Linked DNA regions of Homo sapiens: region 1 is linked to region 2. A link is an interaction called in ENCODE POLR2A ChIA-PET data of the cell type or tissue named here. Cell type or tissue: HepG2. All regions are shown on one strand. Links, peaks and the distances in the headings refer to the core of each region. The heading gives the core; the rest is flanking DNA.

Evidence for each region. Peaks named below come from ENCODE experiments on the same cell type or tissue, not always from the same donor. Only the 100,000 strongest peaks of a DNase experiment are listed, where the experiment ranks them.
Region 1: POLR2A ChIA-PET joins it to region 2 with 5 read pairs; 6 of 35 experiments call an interaction of 5 or more read pairs at or near these places.

Annotation. Positions count from the first base shown.
Region 1 is chr17:30,145,379-30,160,624 of GRCh38, forward strand. The region is part of intron 2 of NSRP1 (nuclear speckle splicing regulatory protein 1); the gene reads left to right. Among named protein-coding and RNA genes, the nearest start is that of MIR3184, 36 kb to the left of the region's middle. In HepG2, for the core only: no CTCF peak of the experiment used is centred there; no DNase peak of the experiment used is centred there.
Region 2 is chr17:30,216,713-30,232,754 of GRCh38, forward strand. It overlaps SLC6A4 (solute carrier family 6 member 4), which reads right to left. Exons shown (of 15, transcript NM_001045.6): 2 at 6,107-6,203; 3 at 4,904-5,369; 4 at 2,085-2,219; 5 at 1,406-1,625; 6 at 454-592. The coding sequence starts at 5,246. Among named protein-coding and RNA genes, the nearest start is that of SLC6A4, 11 kb to the right of the region's middle. RefSeq lists enhancers at 4,605-4,903, 4,654-4,896, 4,673-4,689, 4,712-4,728, 4,745-4,761 and 5 more, cis regulatory regions at 4,745-4,794, 4,745-4,777 and a silencer at 9,185-9,385. In HepG2, for the core only: no CTCF peak of the experiment used is centred there; a DNase peak (open chromatin) is centred at 6,369; H3K4me3 peaks cover 980 bases.

The DNA.
Region 1 (15,246 bases), core at 5,564-9,563, 70 kb before region 2:
TTGAGACCATTCTGGCCAACATGGTGAAACCCCATCTCTACTAAATATACAAAAATTAGCTGGACGTGGTGGCGTGCTCCTGTAGTCCCAGCTACTTGGGAGACTGAGGCAGGAGAATCGCTTGAATCCGGGAGGTGGAGGTTGCAGCGAGCCGAGATCACGCCACTGCACTCCATCCTGGCAACAGAGCGAGACTCCATCTCAAAAAAAATTATTTCACTAAGTACTGATAAATCACTTTCTGAAATGGCTTTATCAGTTTACATTTTCATTGGTGGCCACTGTTGTTTTTCTCATCAGCCGTTTATTTATTTACTTTTTTTTTTGGAGACAATTTTTACAGTACCATCCACAAATAGTGGATACATTTTTTCCTGATTTGTGGGTCATCTTCATTATGTTGTATTTCCGTATATCCGTGAATCTGCTGCTAAGCTTTCCTGTTTTATTTTTATATGTTGCTGTGCCAAAACATAGTTTGTTTTGTTTTAGACAAGGACCCACACTGTTCCTCAGGCTTGAGTGCAGAGGCATGACCATGGCTCACTGCAGCCTCGATGTACGGGGCTCAAGCAATTCCCCCACTTTTGTCTTCCGAGTAGCTAGGACTGCAGGTGCATGCCACCATGCCCAGCTAATTTTTGTATTTTTGTAAAGTTGGAGTTCTGCCGTGTTACTGATGCTGATCTCGAACTCCTAGCCTCAAGCAGTTCTCTTTCCTTGGCCTTTCAAAGTGCTGGGATTACATGTGTGAGCCACTGTGCTTGGCCAAAATATCGTTTTTTAAATTATTGTAGCTTAGTATATCTAGTTGAGTGAGCCCCCTACTCTACACTTCTTTTTCAAACTTGATCAAACTATTTGTGGACTTTTATTGTTATATAGATAAAGTTTGTGAAATTCCTTCAAAATTAAAACTCTTCTGAGATTTGTATTAGAACTGCCTTGGATTTATAAGTTATATTAGTCTTTAAGGAACTACATGTAAGTGTGGTATAGTTCTTCCTTCATTTAGACTTTTTAAATTTTAAATAGAAACAGGGTCTTGCTATCTTGCCCATGCTGGTCTCAAACTCCTGGGCTCAAGTAGTCCTCCCACATTGGCCTCCCAAAGTGTTGGGATTACAGGTGTGAGCCACCACACCCCTCCTAGACTTTATGAGGTAATTTTTTACCCCATTAATGTCCTGTGCCTTATCTGCAGTTTAATTTCTAGATACTTCCTACATTTTGTAGCTATTGTGAGTGGTACCATATTTTCAGGAATATATATATTTTTAAGAGTCTTGCTCTGTCCCCCAGGCTGGAGTACAGTGGCGCAATCTTGGCTCACTGCCACCTCTGCCTCCCGAGTAGCTGGGATTTAGAGGCGTGCAGCACCATGCCCAGCTAATTTTTGTATTTTTAGTAGAGATGGAGTTTTGCCCTGTTGGCCAGGCTGGCCTCAAGCAGTCTGCCCACCTGGGCCTCACAAGGTGTTGGGATTACAGGCGCAAGCCACCACACCTGAGCCTAATCAGATTTACTGTAATAGTTTGTTTAAACCATCTGCTTCATCTCTTCTAGTCCTTATACCTCTTTTTCCTGTTTTACTTTATTAGACAAGTTTTCAGTAGTATGTTGAAAAATGTCCTTAGTGGGCATTCTGACCTGTCTATCCTAAGTGATATCCTAAGCTTCTGAAGTTTTTCCATTAAGTTTGATTTTTGTTATTGGCTTTTGGTATATAGACTTTTTCTTTTTCTTTTCTTTTCTTTTTTTTTTTTTGAGACGGAATTTTGCTCTTATTGCCCAGGATGGAATGCAATGGTGCGATCTCGGCTCACTGCAGCCTCCACCTCCTGGGTTCAAGTGATTATGCTGCCTCAGCCTCCCAAGTAGCTGGGATTACAGGCCTCCGCCACCATGCCCCAGCTAATTTTTGTATTTTTAGTAGACACGGGGTTTCACCATGTTGGCTAGGCTGGTCTTGAACTCCTGACCTCAGGAGATCTGCCCACCTTGGCCTCCTAAAGTGCTGGGATTACAGGTGTGAGCCACTGCACTCGGCCAGACTTTTGTTTGTTTGGTTGGTTGGTTTTGTTTGTTTTGTTTTGTTTTGTTTGAGATGGAGTCTCGCTCTGTTGCCCAGGCTGGAGCGCAGTGGCCAATCTCGGCTCACTGCAAGCCCCGCCTCCCAGGTTCACGCCATTCTCCTGCCTCAGCCTCCTGAGTAGCTGGGACTACAGGCGCCCGCCACCACGCCCGGCTAATTTTTTATATTTTTAGTAGAGACGGGGTTTCACCATGTTAGCCATGATGGTCTCAATCTCCTGATGTCGTGATCTGCCCGCCTCAGCCTCCTAAAGTGCTGGGATTACAGGTGTGAGCCAGTGCGCCCAGCCCCGGCCAGACTTTTTTAAGTTAAGGAACTCTTCTATTCATCACTGACCAACTTTTTTTTTTTTTTTGAGACGGAGTTTCGCTCTTGTCCCCCTGGCTGGAGTGCAATGGCGCAACCTCAGCTCCCTGCAACCTCTGCTTCCCGGGTTCAAGCAATTCTCCTGTCCCAGCCTCCCGAGTAGCTGGGATTGCAGGCATGTGCTACCATGCCCAGCTAATTTTTTGTATTTTTGGTAGAGTTGGGGTTTCCCCATGTTGGCCAGGCTCATCTTGCGAACTCCTGACCTCAAGTAATCAGCCCGCCTCAGCCTCCCAAAGTGTTAGGATTACAGGCGTGAGTCACTGTGCCTAGCCTGACAATTTTTTATAAATCACAAATAGGTACTAAATGCCTTCCTGAATTTATTGAGCTAGTTAAGTCATTTTTCTCCTGTGGTTCATTAATATGGTTTATTAGATTGATACATTTTTAAATGTTAAACCATTCTTGAATTTCTGGCTTAAATCCTTTTGAGCAGGATGTATTATTTTTAATATGCTAGTAAACTCAATTCACTAAAACTTGATTTAGGGTTTTCAAACATCTATGTCTATAAGTGGGAAAGGCTTTGTTTATTGTCTAAAAATGTCTGTAGGATTTTAATTTATGGAGGTGACAAATGACATATTGAGACTAATGCCCTTTAAAAGAAGATTATTGTTATGTACATTTACTGACAGGAGAAGACATGCCATTTCATTCAGGGCTACATAGGGAAGAACCAGTTTGGATCAGGAAAAGCCTGGTTCAGAGTCTTTATTGTATTTTTCATGGGAAAGGAAGGGAAACAGTTTAGGATTGGCTAGTTTGAATCTTGTCAGTTGCCTCTGGGCTGTAGCGGTGATCACCAGTTTTTTTGTATCTGGCCCTGGGCAATGAAGGCAGAGGACTATTGCTTCCTGGCTTGTAGGGGCCAGAGGAGATGGTTCTAAGTTTGGGCTGTGGATTGGCTGATTTACAGTTTTTGGAATATGTATCTGTTCTGCCCAGGTTTTCAGATTTAATTGTTCACGATAGTGTTTTTTAAATCTTTCATCTACTGTTACTTGCATCTCTTTACTTTTCTTGATTAATCTTGCCAAAAGTTTGTCTATCTTATAAAATCTTTTGAAATAACTAGCCTTTGATTTTGTTCATCTATATTTTGTTGATTTATTCTCTAATTTCTGCCCATATGTTTATTGCTTCCCTGGGTTATTTTGTCAATCTTCCTAAGTTTCTTTTTGAGTACTATTTTAGCTGTATCTCACAAGTTTTGGCATGTAGTGTTTTCAGTGTTATACATTTATAAATATTTTGTAATTTCCTTTATGATTTGTTTAACCTGAAGACTTACAGGTATAGCTTTTAGTTTTGACATACAGGTTTGGTTTTCTCAAGGATATTTTTATTGCCGTTTCTATTCTTTTATTTAATTTTTACTTAAAAAAATAGAGATGGGGTCTTGCTGTGTTGTCCGGGCTTGTCTTGAACTCTTGGTCTCGAGTGATCCTCCAACCTTGGCCTCCCAGAGTGTTGGGATTACAGGTTTGAGCTACTGCACCTGGCTGCTGTTTTTATTCTTATGTTTTATTGTGTTATGACCAAAGAACATAAGATTATCTGATGTTTATTTTTATTCTTGATCTATTTGTTATCATAGAGGAGTAAGATTGCCATCTAAAATGGTTGCTGTCCTTATATTTCTGAGAGTTGATGCTTTTTATTTATTCATTTATTTAAACAACTTTATTGAGATAAAGTTCACATAGCAAAGCCAGGTGCAGTGGCCTGTAATCCCAGCCCTTTGGGAGGCTGAGGCAGGAGGATTGCTTGAGCCCAGGAGTTCAAGACTAGCGGGGGAAACATGGTGAGACCCTGTCTCTGCAAAAAATTTTAAAAATTAGTTAGGCATGCTTGTGGCACATGCCTGTGGTCCTAGCCACACAGGAGGCTGAGGCAGGAGCATCACTTGAGCCCAGGAGGTCAAGGCTGCAGTGAGCCATGGTCAAGCCACTATACTCCAGCCTGAGTGACAGAGCAAGACCCTGTCTCAAAAAAAAAAAAAAAAAAAATACCAAAAGCTCTGTGGTTTTTAGTATATTCACAGAATTGTGCAGCCATCATCACTATTTTAGAATTTCATCACCCAGAGAGAAACCTGATCATTAGCAGTCACTCCTAATTCTTCCCTCTACTCTGCCCTTGGCAATCACTAATTGACTTTATGTCTCTACAGATTTACCTATTTGGGACATTTCAAATAAATGGAATAATATAATGTAATACATGTTGTAGAGATCTTTTTTTTTCTTTTTTTAGATGAAGTCTTGCTCTGTCGCCCAGGCTGGAGAGCAGTGGCGCAATCTCGGCTTACTGCAACCTCTGCCTCCCGGGTTCAAGCAGTTCTCCTGTCTCAGCCTCCTGAGTAGCTGGGATTACAGGCAGGCACCACCATGCCTGGCTAATTTTTGTATTTTTAGTAGAGATGGGGTTTCACCATGTTGGTCAGGCTGGTCTTGAACTCCTGACCTTGTGATCTGCCTGCCTTGGCCTCCCAAAGTGCTGGGATTACAGGTGTGAGCCATCGCGCCTGACCAATATGTGGTGGTTTTTTTTTTGAGACGGAGTCTCGCTCTGTCACCCAGGCTGGAGTGCAGTGGCGCAATCTCGGCTCACTGCAAGCTCCACCTCCTGGGTTCACACCATTCTCCTGCCTCAGCCTCCCAAGTAGCTGGGACTATAGGCGTCCGCCATCACGCCCGGCTAATTATTTGTATTTTTAGTAGAGACGGGGTTTCACCGTGGTCTCGATCTCCTGACCTCGTGATCCACCCTCCTCGGCCTCCCAAAGTGCTGGGATTACAGGCATGAGCCACCGCGCCCAGCCGTTTTTTGTTGTTGGTTTTTTTTTTTTTTTTTTTTTTTTTTGGAATCTCGCTCTGTCACCCAGGCTGGAGTTCAATGGCGCGATCTCGGTTCACTGCAATCTCCGCCTTCTGGATTCAAGCGATTCTCCTGCCTCAGCCTCTGGAGTAGCTGGGATTATAGGTGCCCGCCACCATGCCCGGCTAATTTTTGTATTTTTAGTAGAGATGGGGTTTTGCTGTGTTGGCCATGCTGGTCTTGAACTCCTGACCTTAGGTGATCTGCTCACCTCGGCCTCCCAAAATGCTGGGATTACAGGTGTGAGCCACCACACTTGGCTGTTTCCACATCTTTATGAGCATTTGTGACTCTTTTATTTTAGTCATCCTGTTGGGTACGAAGTGGTATTTCAATGTGGTTTTGATTTGCATTTCCCCAGTGGCTAATGATGTTGAGCACCTTTTCATGTGCTTTTTGGCCATTTGTATATCTTCTTTGAAATAAATTTGTATTTCTTCTTTGAAAAAAGTGTTCAACTCCTTTGTCCATTTTTTAGTTTGTCTTTTTATTGTTGAATTGTAGGAATTCTTTATGGGCTGCAAGTTCCATAACAGATACATGATTGCAAATACAGTTGATTCTTGAACGATAGGGGGGTTAGAGCTACCAACACCCGTGCAGCTGAAAACTTTTGACTACCCCAAAACTTAACCACCAGTAGCCTATTGTTGACCAGAAGCCTCGTTGATAAACAGCTAACACACTTTTTATATGTATTATATACTGTATTCTTACAGTTAAGCTAGAGAAAAGAAAATGTTATTAGGAAAATCATAAGGAAGATATATAATAAAATATATTTCCTATTTATTAAGTAGAAGTGGATCATCATAAAGGTCTTCCTGTTCATCATCATCTTCACATTGAGCTAGCCGAGGAGAAGGAGGGATTGGTCTTACTGTTTCTGAGTGCCAGAGACAGAAGAGGTGGAGGAGGTGAAAGGTGAGGCAGGCACATTGGGTGTAACTTTTACTTAAAATCTACATATAGGTGTGCCCATGCAGTTCAAACTTGTATTGTTCAAGAGTCAGCTGTATTTTTTTCCCATTCTGTGGGTTGTCACTTTCTTTTTTTTTTTTTTTTTTTTTTTTTGAGACAGAGTTTTTCTTTTGTTACCTAGGCTGGAGTGCAGTGGCGCAATCTCAGCTCACCGCATCCTCCGCCTCCTAGGTTCAAGTGATTCTCCCAAGTAGCTGGGATTACAGGCATGCGCCACCACGCCCGGGTAATTTTGTATTTTTAGTAGATACAGGGTTTCTCCATGTTGGTCAGGCTGGTCTCAAACTCCTGACCTCAGGTGATCTACCTGCCTCGGTCTCCCAAATGGTGGGATTACAGGCGTGAGCCACCACACCTGGTGTGTTTGTCACTTTCTTGATGGCTTTTGAAGCAACAATTTATTTTGATGAGATTTGAAATAATTTTTTTTTTTTAAAACAGAGTCTGTCTCTGTTGCCCAGGCTGGAGTGCAGTGGCGCGATCTCGGCTCACGGCAACCTCTGCTTCCCGGGTTCAAGCGATTCTCCTGCCTCAGTCTCTCGAGTAGCTGGGACTACAGGCATGCACCACTGTGCCCAGCTAATTTTCTTTTTAGTAGAGACAGGGTTTCATTCTGTTCGCCAGGCTGGTCTTGAACTCCTGACCTCATGATCTGCCCGCCTCAGCCTCCCAAAGTGCTAGGATTACAGGCGTGAGCCACCGTGCCCAGCCTAAGAATTTTTTTTTTTTTTTTTTTGGTCATTTGGACTTTTGGTTTTAGCTACACAGATTTTGTCATGTGTCTAATTCAAGGTCACAAAGATTTACTTGTATTTTTTCTTCTGTGAGTTTTATAGCTAAATGTAAACGTTTAGATTAACTCCATTTGAGTTATTTTTTGCAAAGGGGGTAAGGTAAGGGCCCAACTTCATTCTTTTGCATATGTATATCTAGTTGTTCCAGCACCATTTATTGAATAGACTGTTCTTTCCCCTTTGAATTGTCTTGGTGTTGCTTTATTTACTTGGAAGATACATTGTTAAAAGCATAAATGTTTATGATTGCTATTTCTTCTTGATCTGTTCCTCAGTATCTGGTAACCTACTTTGTTCTTCACATACGTTTCTCTTTAATTCTATTTTTCTGATTTTATAATTACTATCAAGCTTTTGATTCATATTTGCCTTTTGTATTTTTTCCCACTCATTTATTTTCAGCTTTTTTTTTTTTTTTTTTTTTTTGAGACAGAGCCTTGCTCTGTTGCCCAGGCTGGAGTATAGTGGCATGATCTCAGCTCACTGCACTGCAACCTCTGTCTCCCAGGTTCAAGTGATTCTCATGCCTCACCTCTCCTCAGTAGCTGGGATTACAGGCGTGCACCACCACACCCTGCTAATTTTTGTATTTTTTTAGTAGAGACGGAGTTTTGCCGTGTTGGCCAGGCTGGTCTCAAACTCCTGGCATCAAGTAATCTGCCTGCCTCAGCTTCCCAAAGTGCTGGGATTACAGGCATAAGCCACCGTGCCCGGCCTATTTTCGGCATTTTTATATCCTGTTGTATTTAGGCTCTTTTTGTAGACCTCCTATTTCTAGATCTTTTAAAAATCCAATCCCAGAGTTTGTTGTCTTTTTTTCTCTCTCTCATTTAATAGGTTGAATTTTCTTTTCCTAGTTTGAAATGTACACATTTCATTGTGTTTCAGTTAAAATTTTGGTCATTATCCCAAACCAATCTATGCTTACATTTATACGTTTGGTTTCTTTTATTGTTGTTATAAGTATCTTTATATCACTCACTGCCTTCAACATAAATACCTTGGCACACTCTGGCTACCTTCTGGTTGTCTTCTCTCCCTCTCTTCCACCTGCTGCTTGCCTTGCCACTGTGTTTATATCATCCAGATGAGGTGTTGGCAAACTATGTCTCATGTTGGCATCCTTTTTTAAAATAAAGTTTTATTGGAACACAGCCTTGCCATTTGTCTGTCTGTGGCTACTTTTGTGCTACATGACTAGATGCAACAGGCCACATGGTCCACCAACCTGTGTATTCACCATTTGTCCCTTGAGGAAATTTGCTGACCCCTGCTCTGGATCTGTGCTAATATGATAGCCAGTTTAGTCTTAGAGGCTGTTTTAGCTTAAGTAAAATTTAAAAATTAGTTCCTTAGTCACATTAGCCACATTTAATGTGTTCTATAGCCACGTGTGACTGGTGGCTAACATATTGGACAACACAGGTAAAAGATATTTTAGTCATTTCAGAAAGTTGTATAGCCCTGCTCTAGATTTCGTCCTGGATTGTTATGGTTGTTTTTTGTCTTATTTTAAAAGATAATATTAGGGCCAGGTGTGGTGGCTATCACATGTGCTGTAATCTCAGCACTTTGGGAGGCCGAGGCAGGAGGATTGCTTAAACCCAGGAAGGAGTTCAAGACCAGCCTGGGTAACATACTGAGACCCCATCTCTACAAAAAATAAAAAAATAAGCCAGATGTGGTGGCAGGTGCCTGTGGTCCCAGCTACTCGGGAGGCTGAGGCGGGAGAATTGCTTGAGCCTGGGAGCTTGAGGCTGCAGTCAGTCGTGATTGTACCACTGCATTCCAGCCTGGGCAACACAGTGAGACCCTGTCTCAAAAAAAAAAAAGATATATTAAGTTTTACTAAGTTATATATTTACCTTTCATGTATCTCATAATATTATTATTGGGAGTACAGGTTGAGTATCCCTTTCTGAAATGCTTGGGGCCAGGTGTGGTGGCTGGCGCCTGTAATCCCAGCACTTTCTGAGGCTGAGGCGAGAGGATTGCTTCAGCCCTGGAGTTCAAGAACAGCTGGGCAACACAGTGATACCCTGTCTCTACAAAACACTAAAAAATTACCTGTGTGTAGTGGTACATACCCGTAGTCCCAGCTACTCAGAGGCCAAGGTAGGAGGATCGCTTGAGCCTGGGAAGTCAAGGCTCCTGTGAGCCATGATCGTGCCACTGAACTCCAGCCTGGGCAACAGAGTGAGACCCTGTCTCAAAAAAAAAAAAAGAAGAAAAGAAAAAGAAAGAAATGAATGCTTGGGACCAGAAGTGTTTCAGATTTCAGATTTTTTCAGATTTGGGAATATTTGTATTATACTTAACAGCTGAACATTCCTAATCCGAAAATCCAAAATGCTTCTTTGAGCATACTGTTGACACTGGAAAAGTTTTAGATTTGGGATTGTTGGATTAGGGATATTCAGCCTGTACTTCCTTTATTTTCAAAGAGGGCTTTTATGAGGCAGACCTGAGATTTTATGTGCTTAAAACATCTTTAGTTTTGATGATAGTTTTTCTGGATATATACTTTTTAGTTCAAAGTGCTTTCCATCAGCACTTTAAAGTTACTCCATCTGGGTAATGTTAATTAAGATTTACTACCTTTTTTTTTCTTTTTAATTTTTGTGAGTATGAAGTAAATGTATATATTTATGGAATATGTGAGATATTTTGGTACGGGCATGTGGTGCATAATATGGATTACTTGTTCTTAAATCCCAAGTTGCTGATGAGGTATTTGATGACATTCCGATTGTACCCCTTTATAGGTGACCTACTCTTCCTTGTTGGAAACTCTTAGAATTTTCTTTTTGTCTTTCATTTCCTTAAATTTCATTATAATGTATCTAGTTGTTGTATATGCAGGCGTGTGTGTTTTATTTATCCTCTGTCCTCTTTTGCATTCAAAACCTGTTCAATATGATATTTTTCTCCAATTCTAGAAAATTACCAGTCATTCAAATATTTCTTTGAATCTGTTTAGTTTATATGTCTTCCTCTGGGTCTTCTGTTACATAAATATCTTTCATATCACTATACCTTTTTTTGCTTTGTTTTTAAGAGATGGGGTCTCACTATATTGCCCAGGCTGAAATGCAGTGGCATTTCATGATCATAGTGCACTATGCCTCAAACTGCTGGGCTCAAGTGATCCTCTTGCCTCAGCCTCCTGGCTGTAGCTAGGACTACAGACGTACACCATCGTGTGGCTTTTTTCTTTTTTTAAGCATTTTACCCTTTCCATGTGTGTTCTAGGAGTTTCTAGCCTAATATTCTAACTTATTAAAACATTTTTTCAGCTATATCCATTCATTCATTTACCCATCTCTTAATTTTATTTTATTTATTTATTTATTTTTTGAGATGGAGTCTCAGTCTGTCACCCAGGCTGGAGTGCAGTGGCACGATCTTGGCTCACTGCACCCTCCACCTCCCAGGTTCAAGCAGTTCTCGTGCCTCAGCCTCCCTAGTAGCTGGGATTACAGGCACCTACCACCAAACCCGGCTAATTTTTATACTTTTAGTAGAGACAGGGTTTCACCATGTTGCCCAGGCTGGTCTCAAACTGCTAACCTCAAGCGATCTGCCCGCCTCGGCCTCCCAAAGTGCTGGGATTACAGGCGTGAGCCACCACGCCCGGCCCATCTCTTAATATTTTTATTTTGACTATATTTTCCATGTACATTATTTCAAATAGTTTCTGTTGACCTTGTCTATCAGGACACCTTGCAGTAAATCCATCAGGAAGTTGCTCTACTATCGGACATTAGAACTTACTCCTCTAACTGTATGTTCATACCTATTAGTACCCATTAACCAACCTCTCTTTATCTCTCCCCTCCCCCAAGTCCTTCCCAGCCTCTGTTCACTATCATTCTACTCTCTACCTCTATGAAATACATTTTTTTAGTTCATACATATGGGTGAGTACATGAGATAGTTGTCTTTCTGTGTCTGGCTTATGTTACTAAAGATAATGACCTTCAGTTTCATTCATGTTGCTGTAAGTGACATGATTCCATTCTTTCTTTTTTTTTTTGAGATGGGGTTTCACTCTTGTTGCCCAGGCTGGAGTGCAATGGTGCAATCTCGGCTCACCGCAACCTCCACCTCCTGGGTTCAAGCGATTTTCCTGCCTCAGCCTCCCAAATAGCTGCAATTACAGGTATGCACCACTATGCCCAGCTAATTTTATATTTTTAGTAGAGACGGGGTTTCTCCATGTTGATCAGGCTGGTCTCGAACTCCCGACCTCACGTGATCTGCCTGCCTCGGCCTCCCAAAGTGCTGAGATTACAGGTGTGAGCCACTGTGCCCCGCTGATTCCATTCTTTTTTATGGCCAAATGGTACTCCACTGTGTAAATATGCCACATTTTCTTTGTCAATTCATATGTGATGGAGACTTAGGTTGATTCCATATTTTGGCTGTTGTGAGTAGTGCTGCAGTAAACATAAAAGTGCATGTATCCTTTTGATATACTGATTTTCTGTCCTTTGAATAAATACCCAGTAGTGATATTGCTGGATCTTACGGTAGTTCTGTGTTTAATTTTTTGAAAAATCTCCATACTATTTTCCATAATGGCTGTACTAAGTTACATTCCCACCTACAGTGTATGAGAGCTCCTTTTACTCTGCATCCTTGCCAGCATCTGTTAGTTTTTGTCTTTTTGATAATAGCTATTCTAACTGGGTAAGATGATATCATTGTGGTTTGGATTTGCATTTCCCTGATAATTAGTGATGTTGGGCATTTTTTTATATACCTGTTGGCTACTCATATGTATTTTGAGAAATCTCTATTGCCCACTTTTTTCCCCTTTTATTGATATATAATTTACATATTTATGGTGTACATGTGAGTGTTTGTTACATGCAAAGAATATGTAATGATCAAGTCAGGGTGATTGGGGTATCCATCACCTAGAATGTTTTATCATTTTTATATGTTGGTATCATTTCAAGCCCTCTCTTCTAATTACTTTGAAATGTACATATTATTATTGCTAAGTATGGTCACCTTAGTCTGCTATCAAACATTGGAACTTATTTCTTCTATCTAACTGTATGTTTGGGTACATAAGAAATAAGTTCCAGTGTTGGATAGCAGACTAGGGTGACTATACTTCTTATAGTCTTTGTCTCTCTCCCCTCTTTATCCCCTCTCCTCCTCCCCTTCCCAGTCTCTGTTATCTATTGTTCTATACTCTATGTCCATGAGATCAAGTTTTTTAGCTCCCACATATGAGTGAGGACATGCAATATTTGTCTTTCTATGCCTGGCCTATTTCACTTAAAATAATGATCTCCATTTCTATCCATGTTGCTGCAAATGACATTATTTCATTATGGCCAAATAGTATTCTATTGTTTAACACACTTTATCCGTTTATCTGTTGCTGGGCATTTAGGTTGATTCCATATCTTTGCTATTGTGAATAATACTGTGGTGAACATATGAGAGTGTCCTTTTGATACACTGATTTCTTCTTTGGATAGATACCCAATAGTGAGATTGCTGGGTCTTAATGGTAGTTCTAATTTTACTTTTTGAGAAATCTCCATACTGGTTTATTTACTAATTTACATTCCCACCAGCAGTGTATAAGAGTTCCCTTTTCTTACCAGCATCTGTTATTTCCTGTCTTTTTAATAATAGAGGTTCCAGCTGGGGTAAGATATCTTATTATGGTTTGGATTTGCATTTCACTGATGATTAGTGATTAGCATTTTTTCATATACCTGTTGGCCATTTGTATGTCTTTTGAGAAATGTCTATTTCATGTCCTTCACCCACTTTTTAATGGCATTTTTTTTTTTTTTTGCTATTGAGTTGTTTTGAGTTCCTTCTATATTCTGGATATTAGTCACTTGTCAGATGAATATTTTGTAAACGTTTTCTCTCATTCATCAGGTTGTCTCTTCTGCTGAGGGTTTTCTTTGCTGTACGGAAGTGTTTTAGTTTAATACAGTCCCATTTATCTATCTTTGTTTTTGTTTCCTGTGCTTTTGGGATCTTGGCCATAAACTCTTTGCCTCAACCAGTGTCCCTGGAGCATTTCTCCTGTGTTTTCTTCTAGTAGTTTTATAGTTTGGGGCCTTATCTTAAGTCTGTAATCCATTTTGTTTTGATTTTTTATATGGTGAGAGACAGGGGTTTAGTTTTATTCTTCTCCATGTGGATATTTAGTTCTCCTAGCACCATTTATTGAAGAGGGTATTCTTTCCCCAGTATACGTTCTTGACACCTTTGTTGAAAATCAGTTGGATATAAATATGTGGATTTATTTCTGGATTCTCTATTCTGTTCCATTTTGGTCTATGTGTCTGTTTTTATACTAATACTATGCTAGTTTGGTTATGATAGCCTTGTGGTATATTTTGAAGTCAGGTAGTGTGATGCCTCTAGCTGTTCTTTTTGCTCAGGTTTGCTTTGGTTATTCAGGCTCTTTGTAGTTTCATGCAAATTTTAGAATTGTTTGTTCTAGTTCTGTGAAAAATATTATTGGTATTTTGGTAGAGATTGCGTTGAATCTGTAGATTGCTTTTGGTAGAATGGTCATTTTCACCATATTAATTCTTCCGATCCATGAACATGGGATGTCTTTCCATTTTTTTGTGTCCTCTTTAATTTCTTTCATCAATGTTTTATAGTTTTCCTTGTAGAGGTCTTTCACCTTGGTAAAATTTATTCCTAGGGTTTTGGGTTTTGTTTTTAGTTTTGGAAATATGATTGCTTTCTTGATTTCTTTTTCCTCTAGTTTGTTGCTAGTATATTGAAAGTTATACTGATTTTTCATGTTGATTTTGTGTCTTGCAGCTTTACTGAATTTGTTCATTAGTTTTAAGAGGTTTTTTTTGTGTGTGTGTGTAGTCGTTTGGTTTTTCTAAATATAAGATCATGTCATCTGCAGAGAGGGACAGTTTGACTTCCTCTTTTCCAGTTTGGATGCTTTTAATTTCCTTCTCTTACCTGATTGCTTTGGCCAGGACTTCCAGTATTGTGTTGAATAAGAGTGGTGAAAGTGGGCATCCTTGTCTAGTTCCAGTTCTTAGAGGAAAAGCTTTCAGCTTTTCTCTGTTCAGTATGTTAGCTATGGGTTTGTCATATATGGCCTTTATTATGTTGAGGTATATTCTTTCTTTTTATTTTTATTTATTTGTTTATTTATTTTTTGAGATGAAGTCTCACTCTGTTGCCCAGGCTGGAATGCAGTGGCACGACCTCAACTCTTTGCAACCTCTGCCTGCTGGGTTCAAGTGACTCTCCTGCCTCAGCCTCCCAAGTAGCTGGGACTACAGGCATGCACCACCATGTCTGGCTAATGTTTTTTGTATTTTTAGTAGAGATGGCGTTTCACCATGTTGGCCAGGCTGGTCTCAGACTCCTGACCTCAAGTGATCTGCTCGCCTTGGCCTCCCAAAGTGCTGGGATTATATGTGTAAGCCATCGTGCCCGGCCAAGGTATGTTTTTTCTGTGCCTAGTTTGTTGAACATTTTTATCATGAAGGGATGTTGAGTTTTATTGAATGCTTTTTCTGCCCCAATTGAGATGATCATATGGTTTTTGTCTTTTATTATGTTGATGTGATATATCATATTTATTGATTTGCATATGGTAAATTATCTTTACAACTCAGGGATAAATCCCACTTGATTGTGGTATATTGTCCTTTTGATGTACTGTTGGATTTGGTTTGGTAGTATTTTGTTGAAGACTTTTGCATCTGTGTTCAACTATGGCCTGTAGTTTTTTTGTTTTGTTTTGTTTTGTTTTTTAATGTTGTGCCTTTGTCTGGTTTTGGTTTCAGGGCTTCACAGAATGAGTTAGGAAGAATTCCCTTCTCTTTTATTTTTTGGAATAGTTTGAGGAGAATTGGTATTCTTTGTAAGTTTGGTAGACTTTGGCAGTGAAGCCATCAGATTCTGAGCTTTTCTTTTTTAGGAGACTTTTTATTACTGATTCAATCTCATTACTCGTTGTTTGTTCAGGTTTTCTGTTTCTTCCTGATTCAATCTTGGTAGGTTTTATGTGTCCAAGAATTTGTCCATGTCCTTTAGGTTTTCCAGTTTGTTGGTGTATAGTTGTTTGTAGTAGTATCTGATGATCTTTTGTATTTCTGT
Region 2 (16,042 bases), core at 4,407-8,406:
CCCAGGAGTGTAATGGCATGATCTTGGCTCACAGAAATCTCCACCTCCCAGGTTCAAGTGATTCTCTTGCCTCAGCCTCCCGAGTAGCTGGGATTACAGGCACCTGCCACCACACCTGGCTATTGTTTTTTTTTGTTTGTTTGTTTGTTTGTTTGTTTGTTTGTTTAAGTAGAGATGAGGTTTCGATGTGTTGGCCAGGCTGGTCTTGAACTCCTGGCCTCAAATGATCCACCCACCTCAGCCTCCCAAAGTGCTGGGATTAGAGACGTGAGCCACCATGCCCAACCCACTTCTAGAATTTTCTAACAAATGCGGTGAAGAGAGAGAGGGTGCATCATGGAATGTGTTTGGTGTGGAAGGAAACAGTGCTGTCTGTCCAGGCTACTGGGTTTTGAGTTTGAGAGCCTGTGGGCCCCTGGGCAGGCCTGGGTCAGCAGCCAGAGCCTTCCTCACCTTGCCAGAGGTCTTGACGCCTTTCCAGATGCTGAAGTAGATAACAGTGAAGATCAGCATGATGCAGAGGGCCAGCTGCCAGCTGATGCCCCCCAGGTCCTGGAGCCCCTTAGACCGGTGGATCTGCAGGACGTGGCGCCTGGGGTGAAGGAGAAAGAAAGGCCCCTGAGAGGCTCTGTAGAGTGACCTGGGCACACATCTGTGCTGCTCCTTTGAGGGTGCCCGGGACAAATGGACACGGTGCTGCTAGGACCAAGTGGTCACTGAGGCCCAGGAAGAGCTGGGATTGGCCCTGCCTGTCCTGAAGGACCACAAAGCACATTTGGCCAACACCCTGGGAAGAGTGTTCAACCTAAAGGCAGACTTCCTGGATTCTCCTTTGCTGGATGGGACCTGAACTCCTTTGACCAATGTGACTGGCTTTTGGGAACATGAGGGATGTGTAAGTGTGGGGAGTTGGCTCCCTTCCCTACCCCAAAGTAGCTCTCTCTTTGGGCTGCCATTGCCTGAAATTCCAGCATTAAAGAAAACTACCTTCCTCAAGCATCTTCTTCCAAAGGGTAGATCCCACTTACGAAGTTGACACATTAAACCATTTGAATAGTTTTGAACTATCAAAGTACTAGGATGCTTCGCCTCCATGACATTTGGCTGAGAGGAGGACCCCGGAAGAAGGGGAGTAATTTTGGAATGTGAAGGGAGGGACGGGCTTGGGCGCATTGGAGCAAACTGACTTGGCGCATGAGAAAGTGCAAGGAGGCACAGCAGGGCCAGGCCGTGGAGCACTTGAGGTAGAGTTTCCCAGCTCCAAATTCTGCTACTCCCACCCCTGATAGCTTCATCTCTCAGAAAGGGGTGAGGAGCCCTTGGCCCTGGCCTTCTTTTTAAGAAGCCAAACCCCAGGGGTGTGGCCTGCCCCTAACAGGCCAACCCCTCACTTACGTGCACTTACGTGTAAAATTCTTCAGCAGGGGACGTGGAATGGAGGGTCCAGGTGATGTTGTCCTCGGAGAAGTAATTGGTGCAGTTGCCAGTGTTCCAGGAGTTCTTGCAGCTGGTCCAGGGCAGCTGGTCCGTGAAGGAGGAGATGAGGTAGTATAGCGCCCAGGCCATGATGGTGTTGTAGTAGGAAGCAATGTAAAAGGCAATGATGCAGATGGCATAACCAATCCCTGGGCAGTGGGTGAGATGGAGAGACAGAGGCCGAGTTTAAGGGTGGCCCAACGGCAAAAGGCTGAAACGGGGCACTGGAGAGCCCCGCAGCCCAGCAGAGGGGTACACGTGGGTGCTGCCCTCCATTCCATTCCAAGGACTCCAGGCCACCGTGGGAAAAGTGGCCCTGCCGTTAGTCACTCATATGTATTTGCAAGGTAACATGTTTTAGAAAATGTGTACATGTCCTGTTAATGCTTTAAAATGTTTACATTAGTTTACTTCTCATTGCCGTTTATTCTGTTTCTCTTTGACAATTTCACACCACTTACGCAGTCAAAACCTTAATTACTCAAGCAGTCTCCCAGGGATGCCTAAGGCCTGACTGATTCCAGAAGAAGGTCCCCAGCTCCCACCCACTGATGGAAATCCCTTCCTGAGAGGCTCCACTTACCCACCCCACCGAGCCCTTCAGTTACCTTTGAAAATCGGGCAGATTTTCCTCCATATTGAAATGCATCCATTTCGGTGGTACTGTCCCAGTGCGAGCTCCATGTAAAAGAGCGGGATTCCCCCAAAAATGGCCATGATGGTGTAGGGGAGGAGGAATGCCCCTGAGGCAGATGAAAGACAATTTCACTCCCTGCCCACGTCTGTCCCAGGATAGCCCAACCAATCTGTGACTGAGAATCACAGTCGCCGGATGATGTGAGTGTCAGGAGCCACCCTGGGCTGAGTGGCCTCATGCTGTGCTCCTCTGGTCTCAGTGCTTTGCTAGAAGCAGTCGTAGGGGGAGCACCATGACTAAAATGAGGTTTCAGAGGAGGCCAAGAGAGCAATTGGGAAGAAAGCCTGGTTTGGGAGTCGACAGAACAGGCAGGATCACATCCACTTATGACTACCTGGAGAACGCTGGGCCACTTCCCCTCTCTGAGCCCCAATTTCCTCCCTATAAAAGAACACAGTTGAGGAGAGCTGAGTTTCCCAAATGTAGCCACACATCATAGTCACCTAGATTCCTGGGTCTACCCCAGACCTCCTGAAGCGGAATCTCCAAGCATGGGCACAACACAAAAATTGTGTTCAAGCTCCCTAGGTGATTCCGATGCAGCCAGTACCTGGGACCCTTGGAACAGATCACCTGTGACAATCTGTAGCAACAGCTGCAACTCTCTGTGAGTCACCAAATCAGTATCTTTGTTCATCAGTATTATCTATGGCTCCAGACACATGATTATTGATATTTGGCTACACTTCCATAATTCCATTGAGCCAGAATGCTCCCTGACAAGCGCCGTTTGCAGGAGTGGCTGGACAGGGTAGTTTTTCACAGAACAAGCAAGCACAGAGCTGCTACCTAACTGGAGATGCTGGTGTCTCCTGGATCTTGTGGCTGAGGCTGAATTTAAAAATACCAAGTTGGGGAATGCTAACCTGCAGCCTGAGTTTTTAGCCTAAAGGGTGGATCAGCTGTGATTTTCCCTAATTTTCCCTGCTGTAAAATGCTCTGAACCCAGAAACCTGAGGTCTGTGCAAATCAGAAAGGTCCATGTAATTTACAGTCACACTGGGTAAACCCGGCTCGAGAATAAAACCATGTGTTCTCGTGATGGCCTTCCTCCAAAGAGTTTGCTTGATCAGCTTTACGCTGGGGAATGAGTGTCGGGGAAATGTCACCAGTGACCCAGCCCCTTACATAATGCCCAGGCTAAAGGTGAGTCCTCTGGAGCAGGAGATAAGGTGATTATGACTTTTGCTCCTCCTAGGCAGGAAGCGCTGAGCTTCCCAGGGGCCCCCTGGAACTACCTTTGCAACTACATGGACAGAAATCTTTAAAAGAGAGTAAATCCAGGCCACTCTGTGTTAGGTCACGGGAGAAGTGAGGGTGACACAAATGGATGATCCCCAAACCTCTTTGTAGCTGCCCTCCCAAATCTGTTGTCAGAGTTCCCATGAAAATCAAGCTTGACGCATCTGACACCCACTTCTTGTTATTTTCTTGTGCTGATAACAAGTCCAGAGGCCCCAAACCCATTCACTTTTCCCCACTGCTCTGCTCTCCCCCAGGTTCCCATCTTCATGCCTACAGTCAGCTACTATTTTTTATAATCTACAAGTTAACTACTTGAGAGGCTTTAGGGGTACAAGGAACAAGATAGGGCCTCTGGCCTCAAAAATCTAACATCCCAGGAGGAGATAGGAGGGCCAGCCATGCGTGGTTTGAGGTTGGTATTAATGTCATGCTGTGGATCTAATCCAGCTTAAATTCTGCCCAGACTGGTAATTAAGATTTAGGACTTAACGCTGATGCCCTTCTCTGACCTCACACAGGTCCAAAGGATCAGAAGCATCTGGGACTCTGAAGCCACCTCCAAATTTTCCCTTACGCAGGCCTACCCTCGTGGACTCTTCCCAGCAGAACTTGCCAGCAGGAGTGAAGGGACTCAGCACAGGGCTGACGGCCATTCCCTCACTTCTGGCTGGGGGAGGACAGAGCCTGGAGAATGCAGGATGAGAAGGAGGCCCTTCAATAAATGGAGCGCTAATGATGCTGGAGATCTGTGAGGTCAGGTTTGGGAGGGCTTCACCCAGCTTCACAACCCGGAGAGCCTCAGACACGCTGTCTTCAGCTTTTGGCTTGCTGGAGATTTGACTTTTTTTTTTTTTTTTTTTTTTTGAGACAGAGTCTCGCTCTGTCGCCTAGGCTGGAGTGCAGTGGTGCCATCTCGGCTCACTGCAACCTCCACCTCCCAGGTTCAAGTGATTCTCCTGCCTCAGCCTCCCAAGTAGCTGGGACTACAGGCGCCCACCACCATACCCAGCTAATTTTTATATTTTTAGTGGAGACGGGGTTTTGCCATGTTGGTCAGGCTGGTCTTGAACTCCTGACCTCAGGTGATCCACCTGCCTCAGCCTCCCAAAGTGCTGGGATTACAGGTGTGAGCCACCACGCCTGGCGAGATTTGACTTTTCTACCAGCTCGAAAGTCTAAGTCATCATGTTCCTAGTCTTACGCCAGTGAAGACTGAAAAGACATAATCTGTCTTCTGGCCTCTCAAGAGGACCTACAGCCCATCCCAGGTCACAGCCCACCCGGGTCACAGCCCACCCCAGGTCACAGCCCACCCGGGTCACAGCCCACCCCAGGTCACAGCCCACCCGGGTCACAGCCCATCCCAGGTCACAGCCCACCCCAGGTCGCAGCCCACCCGGGTCACAGCCCACCCCGGGTCACAGCCCACTCCGGGTCACAGCCCACCCTGGGTCACAGCCTCTACTCGCAGCCTGTGATACTGACCCCCTCCATTCTGGTAACATATGTAGGGGAAGCGCCAGACATTGCCCAGGTCCACAGCATAGCCAATCACTGAGAGAAGGAAATCCACCTTCTTGCCCCAGGTCTCCCGTTCCCCTTGATGAAGCTCAGCCACTAGGGTGGTGGTGGTCGCTGGGATAGAGTGCCGTGTGTCATCTCCCGCACCAGGACTTGGAACTGCTGAGTACCCATTGGATATTTGCCCGGACTCCACTTTGTCCCCTGGGGTGGGAACAACCTTCTGTAGAACTCCGTTTTCCTGACAATCTTCTCCATCTTCACACGCTGATAGCTGCTTCTGAGAATTCAAGGGCGTCGTCTCCATCCTGCTGGTTAGTAAATGACACTGATGTCCATCTGCCAAGGATCCCAATTGATCTCTGGGTGCTTGGATTTGTGGATCACCTCCGAGCTCTCTATCGTCGGGATTGACACGTCGGGATTGACTCTGTTGGAAAGACACACAGAGGAAGGAGAAAAAAGTTAGACATTTTACTCATCTTTGGTATTAACTCATCATACATCTTAAACTACATTAGTTAACGGGATTACAAATGCATCTGTTAAATGTGAGACATCCTATTTGCTACATGGCAGTCCATAAATTCAACTAAATTTCTCAACCTATACAGGGCATCAAATGACAATCAAGTAATTTCAAAAGGAAACAATAAAACCAACACAAATAGACAGCAAATCACCAAGGTTTGCACAGGCTGGACTGGAGAGCAAAGCACTCGCTTCCCTTTGAGCCACTGGACTCTCATCTTGTGGTTTGCCAGCAGCTCAGAAGAATGTGAGAGAGGCTCCAAAGCGTCACAGAGCACCCCCTTTGTCTTGGATGCTATGTTGGGGAAACAATGACAAGCAAAGGCGTTTCTGCCTTTCAGCAGGCAGGACAGTCCTCACCATCATTTAAGCTGCACACCCAAAGTTATATTTTATATCAACTACAGCTATGATTTTAAAAGGAAAAAAGCAAAGGACAGAGGTAAAAAGGCCACCCTTCGTGAGGCACCCCAGCTCATCAGCTACAGATTCTGTCACTCGTCTTTTAGCCCCTAGGAAGGTTGGGGCAGATTTGAGCTGCCTCCGGCTGTGTCCAGTCTATCTGCACATGGCCTTTCTGCGTTCCCATTATGCATTTGCAAGCCCGACTGGTCCTTAAACGGCACTGCTGCTCACCATTTGTTCTTCTTTCCACTTGCCAGCAACTCCTGTGGCTAAGCCCCTTGTTATTCTGCAAGAGAGGGCAAGCAAGGTCGCCTTGCCTCCAGGAGACCTAGGGAGAAGAGTGTGCAGGTTACTGATGCTGGGGTGGTTGGTGTCGCCGTCCCCCTGTGCCTCCACTGGGAGGGCCTGGCCGGGGCTGCTGTGCCTTCATTTCACCGCCGTGGCCTGGGCGCAGGGAAGTCAGCTCAGCTCTGGCTTGAGGTCTGAGTCGTCAAACGTGGGGTAGAAATTTGAGCCCTTTTGGACTTTAAACCTATGGCCTGTTATAAAGTTGTAAGCAGCAGTTGTAAGACTGTTCAACTGCTCACTCTGTTTCTTCTGGGCCTGAGCTTTTCAAACTCTTGAAACAGTTTGGGAGTTGAAATACGTTTCTGCCTAGCTGAGATGACACTGGACCCTTCTAGAAAAGATAGCCAGGGATGGACTGTTTATAACTGCAATGATCTGAGGCTAACCCTCCAGATCCAACAGTTAGGAGGATGGCTAGGAACTGGCTAATAGAAATGGCGCATGGATGTCTCCTACCTATTTGGGGTTTTTGGTGACTGCAACTTAGCTACCTACACATGTGAAGACAAAAACATAGTAAGTGAAAAATCAGGACACAAAATAGTAGCTTCACAAGAATGACTATGGCTATAAACATGAGCAAGGATTAGACATGAACACCAGGCAATGTCAGTCACTAGGGTTTGGCGTTTGCTGCATTTTTTCTGTAAAGTGGAAAATAAAAATTTTAAAGGGATCGATTGTTGCCAAAAATATCTACAGCAACAAGAGATAAATCAGCTTCATGTAGCTAGGGGCTGTGTGTGTGTAAGGGGAGGTAGACGTCTTGGGCTGTACCGCACTTGTTGGGCCCTCCGCCACCCACCCCAGGCTCAAGAATGCAAACACCACTCAGAAGGATATGAATTCTGACAAGAGCGGTCTCCATAACCTCACCCTGCTCACCATTTATGCTACTGCCTGGCCTTGGCCTCCCCCCACTTCCCCCTTCCTTCGGCCCTCAACTAGGCTTGATAGGCTTTTAAAATAACCACACATCCTCTCACCCACCATAGGTAACCATTTACCAGGCCAAGGGATATTATTATTTTATTACATGATGAGATGTCAACATATTTAAATATTCAGCTAAATTAAACCTGAACTTGGTAGTCAGTGGTTGTGTTGTTTAAAAAGGCCTCTGTACTTCCCTCCGGCCTATATCAATGACATGTTTTGTACGTTAAACAACTGACGAACTTGAAGGCCAAATGGCAGGGAGGAAGAGCTTTTCCCTGTGCGGCTGGAGGGCACCGAGTTGACAGAGCTGCTCCTTCCCTTGCTCTTCCTCCCACTGGCCCCACAGTTTTGTTTTTTTTTTTTTGAAACAGTCTTGCTCTGTTGCCCAGGCTGGTGTGCAGTGGCACAATTTTGGCTCACTGCAACCTCTGCCTCCCGGGTTCAAGCGATTCTTGTGCCTCAGCCTCCGAGTAGCTGGGACTACAGGCGTGCTCCACCATGCCCGGCTAATTTTTATATTTTTAGTAGAGATGGGGTTTCACTATGTTGGCCAGGATGGTCTTGAACTCCTGACCTCACATGATCCACCCGCCTTGGCCTCCCAAAGAGCTGAGATCACAGGTGTGAGACACCATGCCTGGCCTGGCCCCACAATTTTCTGCAAGAACCTCTTCTATTTTCTGTACTGCCACTTTCCTCTCACTTAAATAGAAGCTCCAATTGCATCACCCAAGCGTTCCCTGGCCTCTCTACCCAGGCCCAGAGGGTCTACGGAAGGGAAATGCGGTCCATCTCAGAAGCAATACTTTGGGGAGAGGAAATAGACATTTAGCAGCAGCAGTGAGCAGTTACCCTCCTGCCTCAGGGGCCAAATGATTTGTTCTGGATTTTGTTTACTTTCTTCCTTGAGGCGTCCTGCAGAGAGGGTAGAAAATGTGTGCAGGTAGGTAGATTTTTGAGGGCAACGTGTGTTCTCAGGAGTCCTCAGGGGTTCAGCCCCGAAGGCATCCAGTCCTGAATTCCTGGCAACTATGGTAAGCAGCTCCTGGAAGAGTAATACGCTGTTTCTATTTGTGTTCTGAGCCATTACAGAGGTCTTGTTTCCTGAAATATCCCCTAGTTCTTCTTAATTTTTTAATTAAAAAATTTTACATCAACAGGCTGAAATGGCCCCAGTGCAAGAAAACCCAGAGCATCCCTCAGACAACTCATGACCGGGCAGCCTCTCCCCACAGGCTGTCTCTCTCTATCCAGCTGTGCTTTCTGGGGTTCTCCTACTGAACCCCCACCCTCATCATAGAATCTGGGGTGCAAACACAAAGTTACAGCCACTCAGAGGAGACACACATCTCCTTTTCTTAACTTACTCCTCTGCCTCTGCCAGGTAGAGGAAAACTCCTCTCGGTGACTAATCGGGTCTGCCAGGAGAAGATGCCATGTGCCCGGGGCCCTTTCTGCCTGCAAGCTCCTGCCTGTGGAGCCCCAGACTCTCTTCCTATTTTTTCTGATTCTGCAGAGCCCTGGCTGGCTTTTTCTATCAAGACTTGCACATAACAATGGCTGAAAACAAGCTGGCCCAGGAATAGAGAAGTGTGAGTTGTTAAGAAGGTTGGTTTCTGAGAATGCCCTCTTCTAAGCTTTCTTTTTTTAAAAGGTATTTTTATCCTGCTGGGTGGAAAGATTGCAAACGAGGTCAATATTACAGCTGTGACCTTCTCCAGGCAGTCTTTGAGTTTCTCCATGTCCAGAAAAAGCCCCAGAAGGAAGCCTTCCTTTGCATCTTGGATGTGTGCTGTTGTTCCAGGCTGAGCTGGTGACAGGCTGAGGGTGGTGCCGTGGACCCCACCTCTGCTGTGGAATGACAGCTGGCAGACAGAAGCTTCGTCCCCCTAGGTCTCTGCACATGAGGGGTGCAGTTGACCAGCCAATGGGAGTGGTTGACTTTCTCTTAACTCTCCTGAAGCTAATGCACTCCATTCCCCCAATCCCTGACTCCAAGTAAAAAAGGACTGTTTCTATTTAAACTTCTGATCGAATCTCCATTCCTCTTTCCACACACTTTGTCTCTATAGCCAGGAGCAACCCGTACCTGAACAAGCATGTAATTATCCCGATTGGTCATAAACACCCAGCCCTTTGGAAATGCCTGTGACGCTCCATCTACTTGATGCCTATCAGTGCCTTCTAAGCAGAAAGACACTACAGAAATGTTGAACTTTGACTTCATGTGTCAAGATCAAAGTGAGTTCATTTCTCAGGAAACTCAACTTTCTTTCTCAAAACAAACAAAAACAAATGAACTGTGGGTTTAACGTTGAGATAGGATTAGTTACAGGTCATAGAGCCAACTGGCAGTTCGTATCCTCTATTCAGAGGGAGGCTGAAGTTCCCAGGGCATCTCCCAAGAGTGATGGGAATTATGGAACGCTGGTGCCGCCCGAAGCAGTAAACATGGAATCTGGCCTTCTTCATGGAGAAGCACTCCCTCAGCAAAGATGTGCGTAGGCCCACATGTGCTCGGCTCCTCAGAAACAAGGCAGGCAAGCCGGGCCAGCTGGCTCACGCCTGTAATCCCAGCACTTTGGGAAGCCAAGGCGGGCGGATCACCTGAGGTCAGGAGTTTGAGACCAGCGTGGCCAGCATGGTGAAATCCTGTCTCTACTAAAAATACAAAAAGTAGCTGGGTGTGGTGGCGGGTGCCTGTAATCTCAGCTACTTGTGAGGCTGAGGCAGGAGAATTGCCTGAACCCAGGAAGCGGAGGTTGCAGTGAGCTGAGATTGAGCCACTACACTTCAGCCTGAGTGACAAGAGTGAAACTCTGTCTCAAATAAATAAATAAAAATAAAAATACAAAAAATGAGCCGGGCGTGGTGGTGCATGTCTGTAATCCCAGCTACTCAGAAGACTGATGCATGAGAATCGCCTGAACCTGGGAGGCAGAGGTTACAGTCAGCCAAACTGCGCTCCAGCCTGGGCGATAGAGTGAGACTCTGTCTCAAAAAAAAAAGAAAAAGAAAGAAAAAAGAAACAAGGCAGGCACAGTCCTGCCTGCATGGAGTCCACAGGCCAAGCCTAAAATCTGAAAAAGAAAACCAACTGCTAGGAAAAACACGATGCTTCTGGAGAGGCTGGTGCTGCCACACATCCCGTGGTGAACAGAGGCTGCCGCTGGCTCGCCGCGGCGTGTTTAGATAGCTCACATGTTTTGCACCACAGTTGCCCCCAGGCTTTAAGTCTTCCTTTGCTGCTATTGCACAGTTTCTCTCACAGGACCTTGGCTGTTGGCTGATCCTTCCTTGCAGGCTCTGCAGTGTAAAATGGGGGCTCACGTTTGCATCTGCTGAAGGCACTGCTGTGTTCCCGAAGTGTGCAGGGTCATGGGGGCACAGGTCGGAAGCCATAGGGACTCCTGCCTTGCCTTTCCAATGAATTGAAGAGATTTCATGATAGAAATGAAGAGAATAGAGAAAATCTGCTTGTTTTTTTTTTGGACAAAAAGGGTAGAAATGAACTCCACTATCACAGCCATCTCCTTATCCAAAGGATTCCTCATATGACAGAGTCAGTTTAGTGTTTTTTCTGTTCCTTTGTGTGTGTGTTTGTGTGTGTGTGTGTGTTGTTTTTTTAAGAGACAGAGTCTTGCACTGTCATCCAGGCTGGAGTGCAGTGGCATGATCATGGCTCTCTGCAGCCTCAACCTCCCGGGCTCAAGGAATCCTCCCACCTCAGGCTCCCGAGTAGCTGAGATTACAGGTGTGTGCCACCACACCCAGCTAATTTTTTGTATTTTTTTCAGAGATGGGGTTTCACCATGTTGCCCAGGTTGGTCTTGAACTCCTGGCCTATGAGCAATCCTCCCGCCTTGGCCTCCCAAAGTGCTGGGATTACAGGCATGATCCACTGCACCCAGCCTGGTTTAATTTTTTGGAGAGGAATTAAATAGGATAAAATCCTCAGGGCCATTTGGGCCAGTTATCATGAGAAAGAAAAAGAATTTCTGTCCAGAACTTTCCCTGCCTGGGAGAGGATAGCCCTGGGCTTCTCTCTACACAGAGTATAAAATCTAGAGGATATGCCCCTTGTGATGGGGTCAAGGTCCCCCTGAGAGGCTGGCCAAAAGGATACTGGATTATTTATTTTGACTTTACTAGAAAGAAATGAATTTAGCATAGCAGATGTGAACAGCCCTCCTCCAGTGAATATAAACAGCCAAGCCCAGACTAACTTCCTTCCAGAGTCATCTTTCATTAGTTCCTCTGTTCACAACCCATAGCTCTCCTTTCTGTTTCAGGTCTGCACTGGAATCCCTGGTCCACCACTTAATGGCTGTGTGACTTTGAGTAGGTCACTTAACCTCTCTTAGCTTCCATTTCCTCCTGTGTAAAAGCAGACTGTTAAAACCGCTACTTCCTAAAGGCTGTCGTGGGAATTAAAGTATGACACATGCTTATCTCAGTGTCTAGCACAGGGAAGCATCAATAAATGACAGTGAGTTGATGTCACTATCACCACCATACATCCGCAACCCATTGTGCCTTTCTACTTCATACCCTAGCAGGGAAACTGAGGCCCACAAGACTTGGGACTTAAGTGATCTGTGGCTCCCAGCACGGGCCTCACTGGGTCATGCTTGCTGCTCTCAATCAGTGCTTGGGGTCACCTGGGAAACAGACTCCTGGGCTGCTCTCCCAGAGATTCTAATTCAAGAGATCCACGTGGGCACTCAGGGATCTGCAGTTTTTAACAAATACCGCAGGTTATTCAGGGGCCAGTAGGCACCAACAGTGCCGTGTGCGTCCCCACCTGTAGCTTCCCTTCCTCTAATTATCCTGCACCCTCCAAGGCCTGGCATAAGCTTCTATCCACCTCCTCTCAGCACTCCAGCCCAAGATACACTCTTTCTACTCAATTCTCATTTGTCACTCGCCATTGATTACCAGGCATCATTAGTTATCCTTTTATATACATTTGCTTCGTGTGCCCCTGGAAGCAGGGGCTATGGCTACACGTCCCTGAGTCCAAATACTTGCAGACTGGAGCACGCCCTGTACAGCTCTCAGCATGGAGGGCTTGTTTTGGGTTTCCTGACTGGGCGAGGGTGCCAACAGATCTGAGCTCCATGTGAGGTGCTGCTCTTTCTCTCCTCCCTGGAGTTAAGTCAAATGGGATCAGGGTTCTATTCTAAGGGGCCCTGTCCCTCCCTGCCTCACCCATCGGGAAGATTGGCTGTGCATCTTGTGGGCAGAGGAGGAGGGCTGCCTTAACAGTCATTTTCATGGACTATGGACAGGAAGAGACTGACATGCCCAGGATTAAAGAGCCCGGGATGGGCTTTCAGACTTTGAAACAAGTACTGGCAGGCACACCCATCAGCGGTCTGGGCTCCAAATGTTCATCTGTGAGCTGGTGGTTTGGAACTTAGAATATATTTCCTAACCCACAGAAATAAATGTGATAAACTAAAACATCTGAAACGAAAGCTGTAGAACACAGCGTTGTTAAGTGCTACACGACGGCTTAGGGGTGGGGAGGGGGCTGACAATGAGACTGATTCGAAGTTCTTTCTTTATTTTAACCTTCTTTTTGGTTCTTAAGGAAAACTAAATTTAAGGAAAGAAGAACAAGGAGCAGGGAGATCCTTGTACAGATTCCACGGAGGTGTCTTTTAGGCACTTTTGAGGTCTTTAGTTTTGTTTGTTGTTCAATTTTAAAATACACAGTAGAGATGAGATCTCGCTATGTTGCCCAGGCTGGTCTTGAACTCCTGGACTCCAGCGATCCTCCTGCCTCAGCCTCCCAAAGTGCTGAGATTACAGCATGAGCCACTGCGCCTGGTCCAAGTTCTTTAGAAGTTGATGACATGGGCTGGGCGCAGTGTCACATGCCTGTAATCCCAGCACTTTGGGAGGCCAAGGTGGGCGGATCACCTGAGGTCAGAGTTCGAGACCAGCCTGATCAACATGGAGAAACCCTGTCTCTACTAAAAATACAAAAATTAGCCAGGCATGGTGGCGCATGCCTGTAATACCAGCCTTTTAGAGGCTGAGGCAGGAGAATAGCTTGAACCCAGGAGGCAGAGGTTGTGGTGAGCTGAGATCGGGCCATTGCACTCCAGCCTGGACAACAGGAGCGAAACTCCATCTCAAAAAAGAAGAAGAAGAAAAAGAAGAAAGAAGAAGAAGAAGAAGAAGAAGAAGAAGAAGAAGAAGAAGAAGAAGAAGAGGAGGAAGAGGAAGAGGAAGAGGAAGAGGAGGAGGAGGAGGAGGAGGAGGAGGAAGAGGAAGAGGAAGAAGAAGAAGTTGGTGACATGAATTGCTTGTGACACATAATTTCACAACTTACAACTTTTTGCAGAAAACAAAACTGCTTTTACTCTGTTACCATAGTATATTTAAATGTGGACGAGGCTGGGAAAGAGACTTGAGAAACTCAAAACAGATGATGTGTTAGATTAATCAGGATTAGGAGTGTCACTTCACCTTCCAAACACTCCTTTACTGTTGTGATAAATACAATTTATGCAATAAGTAAAAATCGAGATAGAACACATGGGAACATGTCCACACACAGCTTTTCTTTTCCTTTATACAGGTATGTTACTAAGATTACCTTTGTGTAAAACAGACATGATTGGGTCCACAAAGGGACCCAAAACAGAGAGAAGAGAGGAAAAAACAACCCCAGGGAGAGGGTGCTATGAAATAAGGGTGGATTCACCTGTGGCTGCTGAGCAAGGCGGAAGAGGGAAGTGGGGAAAAGGGGGTTTGAAGTGGAACTACAAAATAAAATGGGAGTGGAGAAGAGAAAAGAGAGGGGAAACTGGCCCATTTCTCTGGGTGGGGCATGGAGGGGAGAAGGAGAGGTGAGGTCAGGTGAGGTGAGGCTGCTGGAGGAGACGGGTGCATCCAGGTGGAGAGGGGGCGCGGAGGACACGTGCAACCACCTCTTCAGCCACAAGGTGTTTGGAGTTTGGCTGTTGCTGCTCAAAGGTGCCTATACTCTTAGGTCAACAATTTCTGAGATGTGCTTTAGTGTGAGTCACACAGTTGGAGACACTCATGAAAAATCAGTTCATCCTTACACATCATTGCACCAGTCTAGTTCTCAGATATGCACTGAGATGAGAGCAAGAAAAACTTTCTGACCCCTAGTTTACAGTCTCACAGAGTAACACTGTATGCTAAAAAGGACATCATTGAGACAGCGGGGGAAATGGGAATATGAGCTGTATGTGCGATAATAGTATTGTATCTATCTCCAGTTTCCCCAGCATGAAAATGGCGCTGTGGTTACGTACAAGAAGGTCCTTGTTTGTTGGAAATCTGTGTTGAAGTATTTAAGGAAGAAGTATCTGGAAGTCTGCAAACTCTCAAAGGTTCAACTATATATATTAGTTGAACCTATATATATAGTATATATATACCTGTATGTATACCTACAGATATATATATACACACTATATATATCTGTAGGTATACATACAGATACATATAGTTTATATATACATATAGTGTATACAGACACATATATACACTGTATGTATCTGTATGTACATATGTATATATATATCTGTATGTATCTGTATGTACATATGTGTATATATAGTGTGTATATATATCTGTATGTATACATACAGATACATAAATGGCATAATTATATTAATGATCTTATATATTACACATAATATATCAAATCATATATATACTGCATATGCAAAAATTAGATATATGCATAATTAGAGTGACTTTGTACACAAATTGGCAAAATGTTAACTGGTGAAAATGGACCATATCTCTGATTTTTCAGTTGAAAATTTTCAAAAGAAAAAATAATTCTAGCCCTCAGCCAGTGCTGGGAAACTTCCAGTCAGCCAAAGCTCCCTGCTGACCAGAACAGCTTACCTCCCCTCTCCCCTCCAGGCTCTTCCCTCCCTGTTCCTTCGGCCCAGCTCCCCAACTCTGAAACAAGAGAAAGGGCCAGCTAATTTGGTTCGCCTTTTAAAGAAGACATGCCCATCATTACGGAGGGAAGAGAAGAGAGCGAAAGTAGAAGAGACTCAAGTTCTAGGCCTGGCTTTGTCCTCAAGAGCCGTGGGTGAGCTAGAGCCAGCCATGCACAGAGCTACGGGGAGCAGAACCCCTCCCTGGTCCTTCCAGGTCTCCCACTCACTAATTCTTGGCCCCTTAGAGGAAAAAGTTCCCTTAGAGAAGACAAATCAGCTTATTTTATTCAACAGTTCAGTAACAAAGGAAATGAAATGCTCTTTTTTCCTGTATACACACAGAAAGGTCACACCAAAACCCAAGACGGCAAAGGCCCACGTACTTGCCCCCTCCTGCTAGCTGCCCACCCAGTCTGGGGCTCTGGGCTCTCCCAAAGCACACAATGGGTTCGCTGTGTCCCCAGCTTTGCTGAGAAGTGCTCGCCCAGATCACCACCTGGTCTCATCATAACCCCTCCTGTCACCTCTTCCCTCCCTACCTCAAAGAATGACCTGAAGAACTGGACATCAGCATCCCAGGAGACCCTCCCCTTGCTGTCTGTCACTCGTCAGTACCTGAAGACCTGGGACATTGCCTCTCTGTCTCCACATCACTGGGTTGCGTCTCTCCTTTTGCAGCCCAGGGGCTTCTGGGATTAATGGAGGTCCATCCAGTCCTGGGTGCTAAAGAGCCTGTGGCTTAAATCCCATTAACAAATCCCCTTGGTTCAGGGTTGGGATGGAAGCTGGGGAGCTGCTGCCAGGTTCCAGAGGGGCCAAAGGAAAGATGGAAATAATAATAAGGCAGTCAGACTGCCTCACATCCACTTTATCGCTACTCATTTTGTCACCTCATTAGACACAGGGCTGGGAAAACACTTGCTCCCATTTAAAAGCG